Regions from separate parts of the Mus musculus genome. Here all the other regions are linked to region 1. The links are chromatin loops, found by intact Hi-C in ENCODE. Cell type or tissue: heart. All regions are shown on one strand. Each heading gives the region's core, and the rest is flanking DNA. Links, peaks and the distances in the headings are about the cores only. Region 1 holds the start of Elf5 (E74-like factor 5). Region 2 overlaps Slc1a2 (solute carrier family 1 (glial high affinity glutamate transporter), member 2). Region 3 overlaps Apip (APAF1 interacting protein).

What was found. Hi-C counts contacts between places; a loop is a spot of excess contacts. Peaks named below come from ENCODE experiments on the same cell type or tissue, not always from the same donor. Only the 100,000 strongest peaks of a DNase experiment are listed, where the experiment ranks them.
Region 2: a loop joins it to region 1, with 13 times the contacts of the local background. A loop is called at or near these places in 3 of 42 quality-filtered maps.
Region 3: it touches region 1 in a loop (12-fold over the local background); 20 of 42 quality-filtered maps call a loop at or near these places.

Annotation. Positions count from the first base shown.
Region 1 is chr2:103,421,458-103,428,057 of GRCm38, forward strand. Elf5 (E74-like factor 5) reads left to right here and starts at 2,611. Exons shown (of 7, transcript NM_010125.3): 1 at 2,611-2,731. In heart, for the core only: a CTCF peak has its summit at 3,392 (motif pointing left); no DNase peak of the experiment used is centred there; H3K4me3 peaks cover 452 bases; H3K27ac peaks cover 756 bases.
Region 2 is chr2:102,680,091-102,684,090 of GRCm38, forward strand. The region is part of intron 1 of Slc1a2 (solute carrier family 1 (glial high affinity glutamate transporter), member 2); the gene reads left to right. It overlaps LOC115489466 (a long non-coding RNA gene), which reads left to right. Exons shown (of 2, transcript XR_003953884.1): 2 at 1-2,516. Among named protein-coding and RNA genes, the nearest start is that of Slc1a2, 23 kb to the left of the region's middle. In heart, for the core only: a CTCF peak has its summit at 2,272 (motif pointing right); no DNase peak of the experiment used is centred there.
Region 3 is chr2:103,084,072-103,090,671 of GRCm38, forward strand. Apip (APAF1 interacting protein) reads left to right here. Exons shown (of 7, transcript NM_019735.4): 3 at 3,042-3,090; 4 at 4,490-4,607; 5 at 5,332-5,467. Among named protein-coding and RNA genes, the nearest start is that of Apip, 14 kb to the left of the region's middle. In heart, for the core only: CTCF peaks have their summits at 2,561 (motif pointing right) and 4,215 (motif pointing right); no DNase peak of the experiment used is centred there.

The sequences.
Region 1 (6,600 bases), core at 1,353-5,352:
CCACCACCCCTGGTTCCTGCCCTTCCCACTTCCACAGCTCATCTTCACCCACAGGCATAGTGAAGCTTTCCCATAGCTTAGTGTTTGAGATCATCCAAACATCCATTCTAATCAAATTAAGATCAAATGTGATGCTTACGCTTAGAGTGCAAGTTCTCTTTTGTTTTTGTTTTATATTAATCATCCCTTTTAACGACTGGTCCAGAAGCCTCTAATTCCCCAGGCAGTCACCCAGAGATGCTACATTATGTACTCAGGACCACAAAGCAAAACAGGACCACTAGCATCCAAACTCGGGTCATAGAAAAAAATGCAAATTCTCCAAAACTGCTTTGGTTTTCTAAAAACATATTGTTTTCTAAAGACAGTAGCAGAATAGCCCGTTTTTCTTGGACACTTTTCCTTGGGAAGACAGTGTGTGTGTGTGTGTGTGTGTGTGTGTGTGTGTGTGTGTGTGCTCGCGCGCACGTGTGCGCACGTGCGTGTGGTTCAGAAACTGGTAACGAGGTGGGACAAAGCTCAGCAGCAGAGAAAATCATGTGCAGGACAGAGGAGTCCCCCAAAAAACAGGCTTCAACAGGACAAGTCACAGATGTTAAAACTTCTGTGAGGACATCTGAATTCGGTTATTTCCAGATTCTGGTCCTGTGCAGATACTTTTGTTCAGACGAAATTTTACCAAGAAGATTTAGAGAAAAGCTTTGGGGCTCTTCTTGAATCCCTCTTCTAAACTCTCGACCTTCAAACAGGACACTTTTTAAACTCCCGCCTAAGGGCTGGAGAGATGGTGCTGTGGATAAAGCACTTCCCTCCCCAAGCCTTGAGTTCAGTCAATCTCTAGAACCCAAATTAAAGAAAAAGCCAGGTGTAGCAGGGCAGGCCTGCAATCCCAGGACTAGAGAGGCAGAGTCAGGAGGAGCCTGGAAGCTTGTAACCCAGCTAGTGTAGCTAAATCAGGCTCAGCAATAGACTGTGCCAAAAGCAAAGAGGAGAGGCTGGAGAGATGGCTCAAAGTTTGCTGCTCTTGCAGAGGACCCAGGTTCAATTCCCAGCACCCACGTGGCAGCTCACAACCGTCTGTAACTCCAGTTCCAGAGGATCTGACCCTCTCACATACAGGATACAAGTAGGCAGAATACCAGTATGCATTAAAAAAAAAAAAAAAAAAAAAAACATGTTTTAAAAATGCCTAGTGATACAGGGTCTCATTGTGTGGATCACCCTGGGTAGCCTAAAACTCACTGTGTAAATCAACCTGGCCTCAAACCCACAGATATCTGCCGCCTGAGTGTTGGGATTAAAGGCACTGTTAAATCCAACAAAATGATTAAATAAATAAATAAATAACTTAATCCCGTTTTCTCCTATTACTGTTGGGAGAATTCTGACCCAGAAAAGCTGGCTCTCCCACCTAAGGTCCCAGAGCCAAGCCAGAGCCTCAACAGGCCACTTATCTTGCCCCGACTATTTTTCCATGATGACACATGACTCCTCACATGAACTGCCTTTTGTTTCTTCACGCCGTTCGGGTGTTTGGATTTGAGTGTTTGTGCCTATGCCCAGTGTTCCCAAGAAAACCTAACCAACCAGTCAATCTCTGCTTTCCACTTCAAGATCACAGAGTCTGCAGTTTGAGCACCTTGGTGTCTTGGCTGCCTGAGATTGAGAGAGGAACGGAACCCACGAAAGGGGGTTATGAACACTCCTCCCAGATGACTGCCTAGGCCGTCATTTAGATTTGAGAGATGTCCTAAAAACTGGGTAGTTCTCAGTGAGACAGCTGACAGCTTGCAAGCCAATCAGGACCCCCCGCCCCCGTGTTGTTCTGGATGTTTGACACTGCAGCTCCACGATCCCTTCATATCGCCATTTCTAAAACAGAGGACACTGGGAAAGGGGGAAAGCTGTCACATGGCTCCTGTATTCAAACATGGCGCCCTTTGGGTGCTTAGAGTGGAAAGGCCAGTGAAAGCACTGCTCCCTGACTCTCTCCCTGCCCCCTGATCGGAAGGTCCCCACCAGGATCAATAGAAGGAAATATGTAGCGCCCAAGGACAGGCTTCCAGGTGATTGGCTGACATTACCAAGTATGGCCTTCCCAGCAACCCAAGGACAGATTCCATTATTGCATTAATCTGATGGATCCCGGATATGCTCATTAACTTATTCACAGTAATGCAGCCAGAAAATGACCGGCTCAGAATTTGATCCCTGAAGCACCTTTATTCTTTACCACTTCTTGGCACTGCTCTTCTTTCCTAACACGCACAGAATAGGGGATAACACTACATACAGAGGTTCGGGACTTGGCCAGCCCAGGCAAAGGCTGCAATGAACAGACACCAGGCCTGAATTTCCTTCCCTCCAGCTTGCTCAACGGAGACTGCTCCAGCCAGCACTCCACTTATCCCCCCGGGGGCAAGAATTCTCTGCTCATTTCCTGGGTCCCCTCGGTGGGTGGTGGGAGCTGGGCACAAAAGCAGGAGAAAGGTAAACTTTCTGCATGTGAAAACCACCCCCCACCCCCGAGGAGCCGTGTCACACCGTATGTCACCGTCATCAAAGGGGCTGTGCATAAACCTGAAAAACCAAACGGACCTGTCTGTAGGTGTCACTTATATCACACGGCTACAGGTGCCTTTATTTCTACAGTCCGCTGGTGCTGGGAGCGCGCTTGCCTTCTCTTGCCTTGAAAGCCTTCTGTCTGGACCTAGCCACCACTTGTCTTCACGTAAGCAGCTTTTCTTTGCTCTTTTGAATGAATTGAAAGGGGGTGTCGGGGCTCAGAGACTTAGCTGGGGCCTGGGACTGAGTCTCTGTTTCCAGCTCCCACGGCAGCCCCTCCGTGAGGAAGCCAGAGTGCCTCCTCCGGGGGTGTTTGACTCAGGTTTGACGGCTTGCCGGAGAGATTTTTTTTTGTCTCCTCCGGGAAGGTGGCCACCCACCCTCTTCACCGGCCCCCACTTCCTCTGGTTCCACTAAACCAAAGGCAGCTGAGAGAATGTGTACAGGCGCTTAAATCTCTGCCCATCCTTTAGCTGCCTTTAGGAGGAAGCCGGATTCTGCACGGATAGCCAGCTCAAGAAAAACCCACCACCTCCCCCAACCCTGGCCTCACCCCTCAGTTCTTTGGAGGGCCTGCTCACCAAGCTGCCCCTCTTGATACAGAGAATGGTATTCTTACTGTTTAAGGCTTTTTTTGTTTTTGTTTTTGTTTTTTTAAGGAGTTTGTACAAAATAGTTTAAAGGAATCTCATTTGGCCCTCCCACAGCCCCTTAGGACAGAGTGCTTCCAGAAGAGAAGTGGCTAGGGTTTTTTTCCACTGTATTCTCAAACCTTATCAGTCTGTATGCGTTCAGGGGTTTGTGCGCATTTGCCCCCTACTGGCAGCAACTGGAAACACATGCTCTCCCGCATCTGCGTTAAGGTAGGAGAATTTAAGACAGAATAGGGGTCCTAGATCATTATGCACTTAGTCTCCATTTTACAGATGGGGCAACTGAGGCACAAGAAGGCCCGGTAATTTATAGAGATGGTTTTGTGTGGTAGTCCAAAGACTCAGACCCAGGCTGTTACACGTGCTCATCCACACGGAAAGCTTCATTCTCCTGCCTTCATTCTCTCGGCAAGGGTCTTTCTATGATTCAGTGTATTGGGGACAGCAGCTTTTACAGTTTGGTTGCCTCCTCTTCTCAAAAGTCTTCAGAGTGAAACTTTTTAGCTACTCAATCAATGTTCACTGATTTTATTAAATCCTCAGGACGCTCAGCGGACTGTGTGTTGAGATGTCCATTTTAAGGATTCGGAAGTAGGTTATCAGAGATGGTCATGAGTACTTACAGATTAGCAGACCAGGATGGGGAAAAAAATCAAAACTTTTAGCACGCCTGCAAGAAAGTCAGAGGTTGCAGCAGGCTAGGCAGGAATTGTGCCCTCCGTCGCTTGCTTTGTGACTACCGCAAACAACACTCATTCTCTGCGTCTTTAACCTAAAACTTGTGATCTTCCGATCGAAGCCCACAGCTTCCTTCTATGATGTTTTAGAAAAATATAGCTTAAAAAAAAAACCAAACAAATGAAGTCCTAAATGAGCTGAAGAAAAATGAAGTATTGCTCAATAAGGCACTGGCGAGTTGGCTCCCACAATGCAGTGGTTGCTTTCAGAACAAATACTCAAGAACCCAACCCACAAGCCCTCCACTGCTGCAAGTGTTGAAACCCCCACTGAGCCCTCTGCAGCCACCCTTCTTAAAGAGCCCCGAAGGGTGGGAAAGTAACACTTCCTATCCGTGAGGCTCTGCCGCAGTGGGCATTCAGGTGTCGTGGAGCGTTAGGAAAGAAAAAGTGTTTCTCTCCTCAACGGCACTGCCAAGATGATAAAACTGTGGGAGGATTTTCACTGTCTCACTTTCCTCATTTTGCACTGGTTTGGCTTAGCTCAAAGACGTTTTGACAGAGAAATAGCCAATGCCTGTGAACAGACATTCCGAAGATAGAAACAGGAAGCTTGCCTCAAGTTTGAGGCTAGCCTGATCTGCACTGTAGGTCCATACATGAGAAAAGGTGAAGGGGAGGAAAGAAATGGAAAGGAAACAGGGGAAATAGCCCAGGTATAGATGCTTAGTTGGGTAGATATTTGGTCACATCCCCAAAATGACCTTGAGGATCTCGGCTCGGGTCAAAGGAAGAATTTTCCTCCTCTGACAAATTGGGCAAGGCTGGGTAGTTTGCACCGTCACCATTATTTCTGCCATTGGTTTGTAAGTGGGACAAAAGCCTATAGCCCTGGCTCTTTGGCTGGGTGGGCCCTATTGTCTGCGTGGTATGTGAGCTTGCTCAGAAAGGAGATAGAAAGTTGCTGGAGGCTCTCAGTTCCAGGCCTGCCCTGACTCACTCCAAAGGTACCTATAATCGACCTTCTCACCAGTAAAAAAAGAGCTCATTTGATTCCACCACCTTAGGGTGATCAGACCAATCTTTTTCGTACCGATCATGCCTTCCCTATGAGGTGGCCAGGGTGATAATTAATCTGGGGGAAACTGCTTCCATCTGTTGTTGGTCTATTGAAAGCCAGGGCATGGGAGTATAAGGATCCCAGCTCAGTTGTCCAGCTGAGCAGGAGAGGGAAGGAGGAGGAGGGGAGCACAGGACTTTCTGGGGCTACAGGTTTAATCAGAGGTCGTACTGGTTATATTTTGAGTATTTGGTGACTTTACCTGACCAAAGTGCAAATGTTATCAATGTGGCTACACGTGTGTACATGAGTACAGGTTTGGAAGCGTTTGGCTGATCTAATGAGAGGCTGCAGAAAAATCACAGAGCCAGGGCTGACCTTGAATGCGTCTCCTAGTGTTTTCCTGTCATGGGTGAAGAAGTGAGGTTTAGAGAGATGAAAGAGGCAGGATCATCTCTCCATGTTCAGGGCTCTTTCCATAATGACAAGCCAGAGGATAGCTAGACTAGCCGGCCCAGGAACCTTCTAATATCCCTCTTTTGGTTCTGTGCACTGCTAGGCCTACCTAACCTGGTTCTTTTCTGCCTTGTTTTCATTATCAACATACACACACACACACACACACACACACACACACACACACACACACAAACCAGAGCCTTCTGCCATTGAGAACAGCTGTGCAAACCCAGACCTGGTCTTTGGATGTTGCTGGTCCAGAGCCTTCACTGAGAAGAGGGCACCACACTGATTATCCATCTACATTAGAAAACCAGCCAAAAGTGCCCACTTATTGCAAGCACCTTCCAAGGCCTAGAGAGAAGGTGTTGCTAAACACAAAGCAGCTTTATTCCTGAGCTTGCACACCTAGTGCATGCTGGCTAAGTAGCCTGGCCTTTTGTGGTGAGCTTAGACTTAATAACGCCTCCTCTTATGACAATAGCAAAACAAAAAAAGAAAGAAATGTTCACTGCTTTCATAAAAGACCTCCCCACGCCTCCCCCCCCCAACCCCCACCACGAAGAAGCAAGAAATAATTATGGAAGGAAAACAGCATGGTAAATCCCAGAGAGAGCCCTCTATGCAAACCTAATGGGTATAATTTGCCATAAAAGGAATTATCGGAGGGAACCAAATCCATCATTGTGTGTAGCGCTGAAGAGATTAAAGATCAAGAAGGTGTGCTGGGGTGGGGGTGGGGGTGGGGGTGGGGGTGTGGAATCCTTAAAGGAGGAGAACTCCCTACTGATAAGATCCAGTTCAATTTTACCAAATAAGTTTCTTGTTAAATATGAAAGGTCTTCTATTGTTAGTCATGGATGAGGAAGGGCAAAGTCAAGGTTAGGGTTAATCTTTGGAGGGTGCCCCCATAGACTTTAAAGACCTGGAGACTGCGTTCTGTTCTCTTCCATTTGGGGCCCACCTCTCCTTTCTCCATATGCAGTCATATAGAGTCATTGAAGGTCATATCAGTGGTGTTCTTAGTGTCCAGCCCAAAAAGTATGAGACTCTTTCCCATCCTCTCTTCACACTTAAAAGACTTTTCAGAAGTCGAGTTTAGAATAAGCGCCATGTACAGTCTTAGTCCTCCTTGCCGACATTCCCACCCCGTACAGATTCAAGACATCAAGCTGGCCCATCCATG
Region 2 (4,000 bases), core at 1-4,000, 740 kb before region 1:
TAGATCACACAGGCATTTTAAATAGGACAAAGTTCACAGTCTTCGAGCTGAAGTTAGGTTTTATTGTTGTTGTTTTCAACCAGGAGAATTCAGTTAGCTATTTGAACTTTCAGGTATTTGGTGTATTTTTAAGGTACCTCTGCACATCTGCATGTTCAAGTTCAAGCATTCCTCTCTGCATATTCACCATCCATAGGAACGAGGGTGTGGATGCTGAAAGCAAGCAGCCTGTTCCTGTGATGCCTGCACAGCACACAGAGGCTTCGGAGACCTGAATGTGACTTTGGTCACTCTATGTCAGCTGACATTACATCAGGGACAGGGTATCTATAAAATGTGTGCTGCAAATGTCCTAAGAAAGCCAGGACAATGGGGCTACCTGAGCAGGGGGAAGTAAAATAGTCTGCCTTTTGAGGAAAAAAGAAAAGGTTGATCTTGGAATGGAAGTGACTCTTTTTCAGTGGGTCAAGAAGAAGTATTGGAAAGAGAGTTAGAATGAAGCCAAGGGAGGGAACACTCACAGAAGGTTCACGGTCAAGTGAATGGGAGGGTGCTTGGTCCATTTCAAGTAACCAGATGGTCTCCGACTTAAGATGTCTTGACTTGCGAGTATTGTCTTCATGATGGTAAGAGTACACTCATGCTGATTTTGCTATTCCCTTTTAGTACAGTAGACAATAAGTTATATAAGACATTCAACACGATTTTAGAATAGGCCTTATTTCGGATGAGTTCCCCCAAGTGTAGGCCACTGTAAAAGGTCTCAGCACATTCACAATAGTCTTGTGTAAGCTGTGATGTGCATTTATCAGGCATATTGACTGAATGGTCAGATGCCAGTGTTACTTCACTGAGGGCAAACTGGGCATCAATCTCACTCTACTTCAAAGGGCATCTCCATTTCCCTTTTTGGTTTATTCCTAAATTTGGTTATTTTTCTAGGGAAGATAAAAAAATCTAGGAGCATGTATTCAGGTTGGAAGGGGAAGTGGTGGGTGACTGTTCTTTTTGTGTGTAAAATGTCCTTTCACTTGTTGTCTGGATGTCCTCTGCTCATTGCCAAAGTCCAGTCTGATTCAAGGCTTAATTATGAACTCAGGTTTGGGAGTTGGCTTCCCTTCCCTGTCTGGAACAGTGAATCTGTAGAAAGGACTGAGGAGCTGGGCTATCAGAGTCCTTTAGATGGGCTGTGCACGCTGGGGACCACATCTTCAGCCATCTGCCTTTAAAGTGATCAGGGAAGGACCCCAATTATTAATTAGCATTGGAGGGAGATCAGAAACTGCGGATGCCTTGCATGTGGGGGCTGTAAACACAGAGAACCCTCCTGGAGTGTAACATGCATCACTCAGGTGGCAATAAAATGTGGCACCCGCTATTCACTTCACAGATGCTTGCAGATCGGCTGGCCCTCTGCTAGGTGTTAGAGATGGGGCTTCTGGATGACAGTCGGCTACTCACCATCTGGCAGCCACACAGCGTCACAGCCTGTGTGCCCAGAGAATGCAGCCTGGGTTTTCTGCTCCATGACATGTTACTCTGACCTAAGCCTTAGTGTAAGACAGCTGCCGCCAATGACAAACCTCAAGATGTTCGAATACAGGGCAAGGTACTTCCTGGACACATGATTTGGCCTTATGGAAATGCAGGCTCCTCATATAAGGTTACTATACATTAGGAGTAATGGCGGCTGCCTTGGGGCATGAAATACTAGCTACCTGTCATTTTGACCTGTGCTGGAACACAAAAGTGCTTAGAAAAGGTGGCTGATTTAACTTATCGCTTATTACTGCTTAAACCCAATGATGCTTCTATTGTCCCAAAACACGCACAATTGAGCCCTCCAGAAGTAAACAGCTTTCAACCCTTGTCAATGATATATTTATTACCCTCTCCCTCCAAGCAAATATGTGTGCACCTCACTGATTCTGAATCTTCTCGAGAAGGAGGTTCTGCAGACGCCAAGGCTGTCCCGACACTGAAGGGACCAGGGGAGCCCCTCAGTAGGCTTTCCCAAGACCCTCTGCTCTCTTGGGGAAAAAGTGAGTGTGAGAACATTGGGCCCTTTCTGTGAGCCGCCAAAGGACAGGACATGGGCTTTTCAGATGTCGTATCTGGCAAGAAGAAATATGAACAACAAACTCAAGAAGGCTTTAACTGCTCCTTGGCACTGGGAACCTAGTTTGTTCCACGGGGCTGCCCACAGGGCCTGCTCTCCTGAGATGCGCAGAATCCTGCTTCTTCTGCCTGTGCCTGGGACTTCCACTGCCCTGACACCGGGGGGCGCTGCAGACTCTCTTTTGCTCAGAGCTGGCTAGCTAACCTCTGCAACTGACCCTCAACCCATCACAGTTTTACTTTTATACTAGCCTGAAGTCATGTCATGTGTCTTCCTATAGAAGTCAGTGGGAGCCTGGCAATGGACTCAACACCTCCCCCTACCCCCAGACTCTCTTCACAGAGCTCTTTCCAACCAGGAACAGAAAAATTATACAAGCAAATGACTTTTCACAATAGAAAAAAATTAAAGTAGATGTAAGCAAAAATAATCCTATTCACCCTTTGAGAACTGTGTTTAATGTGTACATGTATAGGTACACACACACACACACACACACACACACACACACAGGGTTATGAGTAATTGTTACTTGATAAGATATTGTTATCTTATCAAGTCTCTCTTTTTAAAACAGCCCAGAAAACCTTTCCCATACACTGTTTCCAAAGTCACTTTGAATAATTGAGATATCTGAGATTGAAGCCCTAAGATTTGAGGGTTGAATACAGAAACCAAGACCTCTCAAGGAAAATCCTTGATGTGACTCTGGACGGGTGTAGACATCTTCTACTTTGACCAAGGAGGGTGAAAGAGGGAGAGAATGTGCTCCAAAGGGCAGCATTTACTGGCATGCTGAGGAGAAGGCATGCTGAAGTTTTACCTGAAGTGGAAGAACAATTTACGCCCTTCAGTTCTCTGGAAGATCTGATTCTCTTTTAGGGGAATCCACACCTGTCCCCCTTTCTTTCTGGGGTAGCTGGTGCTTATGTGGGTGGTAGTTAGAGGCATGCACTTTTTTTGCACCAATATCTAGATAGGGTGAGTGAGTAGAGTTTTGGGAAAGTGTGCTTGAGGTAGAAATGGTGTCTCAGGCCTTGCTGAGACTGACTAATGTTTTATTTGTGTATGTAACCCAGTAACCGTGTGTGTCTATGTGTGTGTCTGTGTATGTACCTGAACATGTATGTGTTGAACAGATGTTCATGTATGTATTGAACACATGTTCATGTATGTATTGAAACAGACTCTGATTCTGTTTTCTGGTGACCAGATGAGTAATCTCAGATAAGTTGATTTCTGGGAACTTCATTTACATAAACAGTTGACAGGCCATATTGGACCATGGTAGGCTGATGCTGTGGATACAACTGGATCTAACCTTGCTAAGTAAAGGAATTCAGTCTCAGAAAGACAGATAGAGTATTTGTTCTCAAGTGTAGTGTCCAGATTTTATATAGAGACATCTTTGTATGCATAACATAAAAGTGGAAATAAAACTACCTCAGGGAATAAAGGAATGTAACAGGAGGTGGGGGTGAGAAGGGGGAGAGAGGTGCTATGAAGGGAATCTACCAAACAATAAAATAGACTTGCATGAAATGTCATTATGTAATCCAGTACTGTGTACACAGAATATAAAACTGACAATTAAAAACATCATTTCTTTCTCATAGATATACAGTTGGGTCACATGCATAATATTGATTTTTCTCATAACCATAGTAGTAAAGATAAAAGAAAGAAGAGATGAATTTAGTTCCGAGAGTGTATTTTGTCTACCTCAGGGCATTTTTATTTGCTTTATCTCCGGGGGACGTATATGTATGTGTACGAGTGCTTGCTTGTGTGTCGGCACATGTCTGTGCAGCTGTGTATGCCCATGTGGAGAGGCTTGAGGCTCTTCCTCTACTCCATCTTATATATCGAGGCAGGGTCTCT
Region 3 (6,600 bases), core at 990-4,989, 340 kb before region 1:
CCTTATGCACAATATACCTGAAACTATGAATAATTCATTCCTATCTAAGAAGTCAAGTGCCTGTCTGTAATTTAATTTCCCTGATGTATGATTTATTTCTAAAGGCTGCTTTTTATGCTCTCTCTCTCTCTACTGGTGCAGAAAATGGCTTTGTATATAACAGAGCTCCTACCAAACTGAGCTAAAATACTTGTTTCTGGCTTTTTAAAAATATATACAGCAAAGTTAAAAAGAATAGAATGCAAACTCAAGAGAAGTTTTTTTTTTAAGATTTATTTATTTATTATATGTAAGTACACTGTAGCTGTCTTCAGACACTCCAGAAGAGGGCGTCAGATCTTGTTACAGATGGTTGTGAGCCACCATGTGGTTGCTGAGATTTGAACTCCTGACCTTCGGAAGAGCAGTCGGGTGCTCTTACCCACTGAGCCATCTCACCAGCCCCTCAAGAGAAGTTTTTAAAGCAAGAAACTATACAGGACTTCTTCTAGAAGAACTTTACTGTTCCACAGCCTGATTGTGTGCGGCCAACATAAACCATTTATTGGCACATCTCTTAATATGTAATCACTTTTATAGCACCACAATCAATTTATAGGAAAGTTGCATCATCTGTAGTTTTTCGTTATTTTTAATAGGCAAGGAGCTCCCTCTAGGGGCCACAAATGGGAAGAGCCAGAATTTTAAGGCTTCGTTTGGCTTCAAGTTTGTGCCTTACAGACTAAAATGGCTATTTTTAGTAAGGTGCTGAATGTTATCCCTAATATTTAAATGACTTTATTCGACCATATTACTCAGCTTCGTGTTTGCGGTGATGGTTTTGTCTGTGTCTGACTCTTGGTGCAAATAAAGTTGAAAAGACATGTACATACAGTAGGTAATGCACTAGAACCATACGTAAAGTAGAAATACTGACAGCTTTCAAGGTTTGGCTGCTACCACTCCAGCTCACATAACTAGTGTATGGATGGATGTGTGTGTGTGTGTGAGAGAGAGAGAGAGAGAGAGCACACAGAGATCCACATAGAGATCGCACTGAGCACAGGCACAGGAACCCTCAAAGTCAGTCTATGGCCCTCAGCAGCCGTGGCCTTTCAGCTTGGTCTGTAGCATTTAGATTTAGCATGTCCTGTTTTCATCAATATGTGCCAGCCTCACTAAGCCTGTTGCATTTGATTAACACATATTATAGATGAGCTACCTAGATATAATATTTCAGTGATCTTTAATGAGCAGAGGGTAAATTAGAATAGACACCTGGACACAGATGTAGTATGAGCTCTTGCTTTTGTTTGTTTGTTTGGTTTGGGTTTTTTTTTTTTCTCCTCTTGTTTAGAATGAGAGCAGGGAGTATGGAGAAGTAACTCCGACACTTACTCTTGGGAGCCTCAAATCTTGTTTTATTTGTGGCTCATAAAACCAAGCAATACATTATCTCCTAAAGAAAAAGCTGTTGGTTTTTAAATGTTTTTCTTTTTGTGTTAGTATTGACATGTCCAAAATTTACTTAGTTTGTCTAAGAATTAGTCAGAGTTGATCAAAGTCTAAATTAATTCCCATTTACAAAGGCAACAATACAATCAGACTTAGCACAGCTAGAATTTCTCCGTGTCCACAAGGCTGGCGAGCCAATGACTGGGGCTGTGCAGTGTGGTCCCTGCCCTTGCCAGAGGCTCAGGAGGGAGGGCTGCCACACTGTTGCCTCGGGCAGCAGAGACTGAGTGCCTCAGCTGCTTCAGGAATCTAATGCATGCATAAGCTCCCCGGGTTCTGCTCGCCTCTCAGGCCTTTATCGTCTAGAGTGTAACTTACTCATCTCACCCACGTGCCCGTCAGCCCCAAGTCTGTACTGTGTAGCAGCCACTTGAGCAGCTTTGTACAGACCATCTTCACTAGGAGCTGTGGTTCCTGCACGTTGTGCACCTCTGTCTCCATGGCAGAAGCTAGAGACCCGGGTGTTGATTGAGGCTTCTTGATTTTCATCTTTGTGGCAGCTCATTTACATGCTCTGACAACTGAAACTAATAAGTGAGCCAGGGGACCATTCTGTAATCGGAGAGAATATGGGAGGTTTGGAAATGATGCTGCAAGTCATATTTGACAGCACCATAGAGGACTTTGTGGAAACTGGTACAGGGTATAGATCTAACACCCATAACAAAAGATATTTCTCCCCACCTCTCAATCTCTCTCTCTCTCTCTCTCTCTCTCTCTCTCTCAGTATGGGTTGTTGGTGTGTGTGTGTGTGTGTGTGTGTGTGTGTGTGTGTGTGTCTGTGTCTGTGTCTGTATGTCTGTGTGTCTGTGTGTTCTTGTCCTTTTTGTTTATTTCAGAGATTTGCTCACTGCATATCCCAAGCTACTCTTGAACTCATGATCTTCCTGGCTCAGCCTCCTAAGTGCTATGATTATTGGCATATTCGACTACATTCAATACCCTCTCTGCATTTTTCACTTTTTGTGACTGCTTCACTGTCAAATAATTTCCAATATGTACATGCTTGTCATAGAGGAAACTCTTCTACAGTTACCTACTGTTAATGCTGTAATTTAGCAAACTGTCCAGCAGAGGGCTCTGCACTTCATGACTTCAAACAATAAATTTAAACCTCATTCTTTGCAATGCAGAAATGTTCTTAATCAGACATACTTTGCCTGATTGAATTTTAGAGTTACTATATTTTGCATGGGACACTGACATTCTGTTCATCCATGCCAAAAAGTGCTCAATACTACATATTCACATTTATCTTTCCTCTAGTCGCCTCATTCTTGGTGTGTGTGTGTGTGTGTGTGTGAAAAGAAACACATATATGTGAACGCAGGAAAGACAAAAGCAAATAACACAAGTTTTCTTTGGCTACTAGTGTCTCATAGTATCTTAGAACTCTTTCTGTGCACCCCAGCTCCATTCCTCAACAAGCAGCCATTTGTGGCTTGGTGTATAAAGAACATTAAAAGTTAGACTGCAAGGCTACACTTTATTTGTGCAAAACCAGAAATTTCGCTAAACAAAACCAATTTCTATATTTTTGTCACCAGCAATGAAATCTACATTGCTCCCTCAGGCGTGCAAAAGGAACGCATTCAGGTATGCTAAAGGGTCTCTCGGAAGCTCTCCCTCTCCTTGACTGCTGTTCCATGAAGCGGAATTGCTTCTAAAAGGTTGTGTTAGTTTTGAAGGGTGGTTCTATTGTGATCATTTAAATAACCAATCAACAAACATTTGCTAAGTAACTATTAAATATTTGTTAAGTAATTACAATTTTTTTGTAAAGTGGCCAGTATGCTCCGCATAATGAGTGTGTATTTTAAAATCTCCTTCAGGGCTGGAGAAGTGCCTTACAGCTTGAGAGCACTTGCTCTTAACCTCTGCTCTTGCAGAAGACCTGGGTTTGCCTCTCAACACCTGTACAGTGGCTCACAACTACCTATAACTCTCCTTTCAGGGGATCTAAAGCCACTCTTCTGACCTCTCAAGGGACCAGGAATGCACAGGATACACATATATGCATGCAGGCAAACACACAAAAATAAGTATTTAAAATCTCATCCAGAAAACTGTAGCAGGCTGCAGTTAGAAATGTGGTGTCATCCTCCTGTATCAGACCCGTGACCTGGGCCTGCTGATGGCTCGGGTCACACCAACTGGTTCAGATTTTCAGTGGCAAAGCTATTCCAACTTAAATGGGATTGTTTCATTTTTAAGAAGTGGCATTCTATGTTGATACTAGAATAATACCCTCCAAATCAAGCCAAATACATAAAACATTGATTTAAGACAAGAAAAAAGGAAGAGTTTCTCTCTTAACGAAAGTTTATATTGTAGTCTGTGATGAGCCCTGACATTTGGAAGTTGCAAATCAGCAATATGCGGACATCACTAAAAAACATTGGATTGACACATTCCTGAATACTTGAAGAATAATGTCATTACTGAATTTCTCAGGAGATAAGAAAATTCTGACACCCATCTGTGATGTTGATTTTTTTATATGCATTTTCGGAAAAATAGTTGTGAAACAGCAGGCCTAAGTCCATGAAATAGCTGCAACATCATTAATTATCCAATGGTTTCTACATTGGATTTTATCCCTCAAATTTCAAAAGTTTTTGATGACATAAAACTCTATTTTTTAATTATATTGGTTTGTGTGTATCAGCGTTTTCCCTGCATGTGTATCTGTGCACCCTGTGTGTGTGCAGTTCCCATGTAGGCCAGAAGGGGGCATCAGGTCTGCTGGGACTGGAGTTAAAAGTACGGGGGCTTAGCACCAGATCCAGGTCCTCTGAAAGGGCTGTCAGTGCTCTTACCCACTGAACCGTCACTCTGGCCACAGCATAAAACTGTGCTAACGTGGGAAACAAACATAAACATTTATTTTGAATATTAAGCAAAGGCATATGATATACAAATACATAGTAGACACATTTTAAGTGTGTGTTTTTTTTTTTAAGAAAGCCTTTTCTCTTTCTCTCTCTCTAAATAGCCAGAAGACATGTTTGTGTGTGACATTAATGAGCAGGACATAAGCGGGCCTCCAGCATCTAAGAAGCTGAAAAAAAGCCAGTGCACTCCTCTTTTCATGAATGCTTATACCATGAGAGGTATGCAGAAAGGAGTTGGTATAAAGAACATTTGCAGAGTCGGCCTCCCTAAATCAAAGTAATTATGACTTCAGTTAACAGCTCTCGAGTATCTAATATGTATAAGAACTTGAAAGATTTCAACCCATCTCACTCTCCCATCAACTGAGCAGAAGGTCCAGTGTTATTCTCTTCCCTGATAGTTAGTTCTTGTCAGCTTGACACAAGCTAGAATCATCTGGGAAGTGGAACTTCAGTTGAGGAATTGCCACCATCAGACTGGCCTGTAGGCAGGTCTGTGGGGACATCTTCTTGATCAGTAACTGATGTGGGAGGGCCCAGCTCACTGTGGGTGGTGCCTCTTCTGGGCAGGTGGTCCTGGATTGCACAAGGAAGCAGGCTAAGCAAGCCTTGAGAGCCAGGCAGTCAGCAGCGTCCTTCTATGGCCTTTGCTTCAGTTCTAACCTCCAGGTTCCTGCCTTGAGTTCCTGCCCTGACTTCCCTCAGTGGCCCGGGACATAAAAGCTAAGTAAGGCCTTTGCTCTCTTTTGTTGGCTTTGGTCACCATGTTTTAGCAGCAGAAACTAACTGGGACACTGCCTTACCCACCACCACTTCCTATGGCGGAAAAAGTTAAGTCCATAACCAAGCACAGGAACATTCAGAGAGTCGCCTGGCGATGTATGTTGATTTTCTCTTAAAGACGTAAGTTCTCCCCACTGAGCATCTACCCTTCATCCTGCAGGAGCTGGCGCAGTGATTCATACCCACTCTAAAGCTGCTGTGATGGCTACCCTTCTGTTTCCAGGACAGGAGTTTAAAATTACACATCAAGAGATGATCAAAGGAATAAGGAAATGTACCTCAGGAGGCTATTACAGGTATACTTTTTTATTAAGTGATTTGGCATGCATTTTTCCTTCTCTTTGATAAGTCAGACCATGGTCCTTTTGTCCTTCTAATGAGATGCAGTGGGCTCTGCGGTCAGTGACACTCACTGAGCGTTAGACAACCACATATGTTCTCGGGGACAGGCTCCTCCTCCCTTCCCCAGCCATGAGACTTATTAACAGCACAAATAATGGAGCGTTTGCTCTATTGAACAAAAGCCTGCTCTGGAGCGTCCGTCAAAATGGGTGGGGCAGCCCCTGTTTTCTGCACTGAGAAAGTAAGATCTCCTCACCCCAACTTGGTCTTCAGGAAACTTGAACTGGGACCACCAGTAGAGTCATATTGGCTTAATGTATTTCTAAAATATGCTCCTGGTTATTAGAAAGAGAGAGAGAGCGAGAGAGGGAGAGAGAGAGAGAGAGGGAGAGAGAGAGAAAAAGAAAGCTTTCTGTTCATTTTAATTAAATATTTAACTATATTTCAAAATTTGTGATGTAACTGACATAAAATTGTAAAACAATGACTTTGTAAGTTTAAATAAATTCACCAGTCTACAAAATGTAGTCATTATATATAAATTTAGTCTTGAGTGGTTTGGAGAAGCAGGTTCCCAGAATCAGGTACAAGTTGAGCCATGCTTTGGTTGGTAGCGATCTACAGAGCCTTCACCCTTCTTCATTTCCTCCAGACCCTGGCTTCCTCCCCTCAGAGGAGAGTCCTCCCTGTTACTAAAGTAGCATATGGTGATGTGTCTTACTGTGACTGCAGGGAACAGGTTGGACTTGTTTAAACCAGTGTGCTGGGAAATTCATTTGATTTGATTTCCCTGACTATTTATTGTGTGCCCAAAGCCATCCTGGGGCACTATGAAAATTATGTAGAAAAGGAAAAAGTTAAAGCCGTGAAGTGTGGGCTGAGCACTTGCAAGGCCCTAGGTTCGGTCCTCAGCAGCAGAGCCCAGCAAAACAAGTCAGCACTAAGCGCATCCACTTAGTCCGTTCTGGAAGTGCCATGCCTCGCCTCTGCTGGCGTGCAGAGGATAGAGAGGGACCTGCGTGGCTCTGTTTCAAATGTCTTTAACTTGCGAGGATCAATATCCTGTTGGTGAAGTGAGGGATGGGCT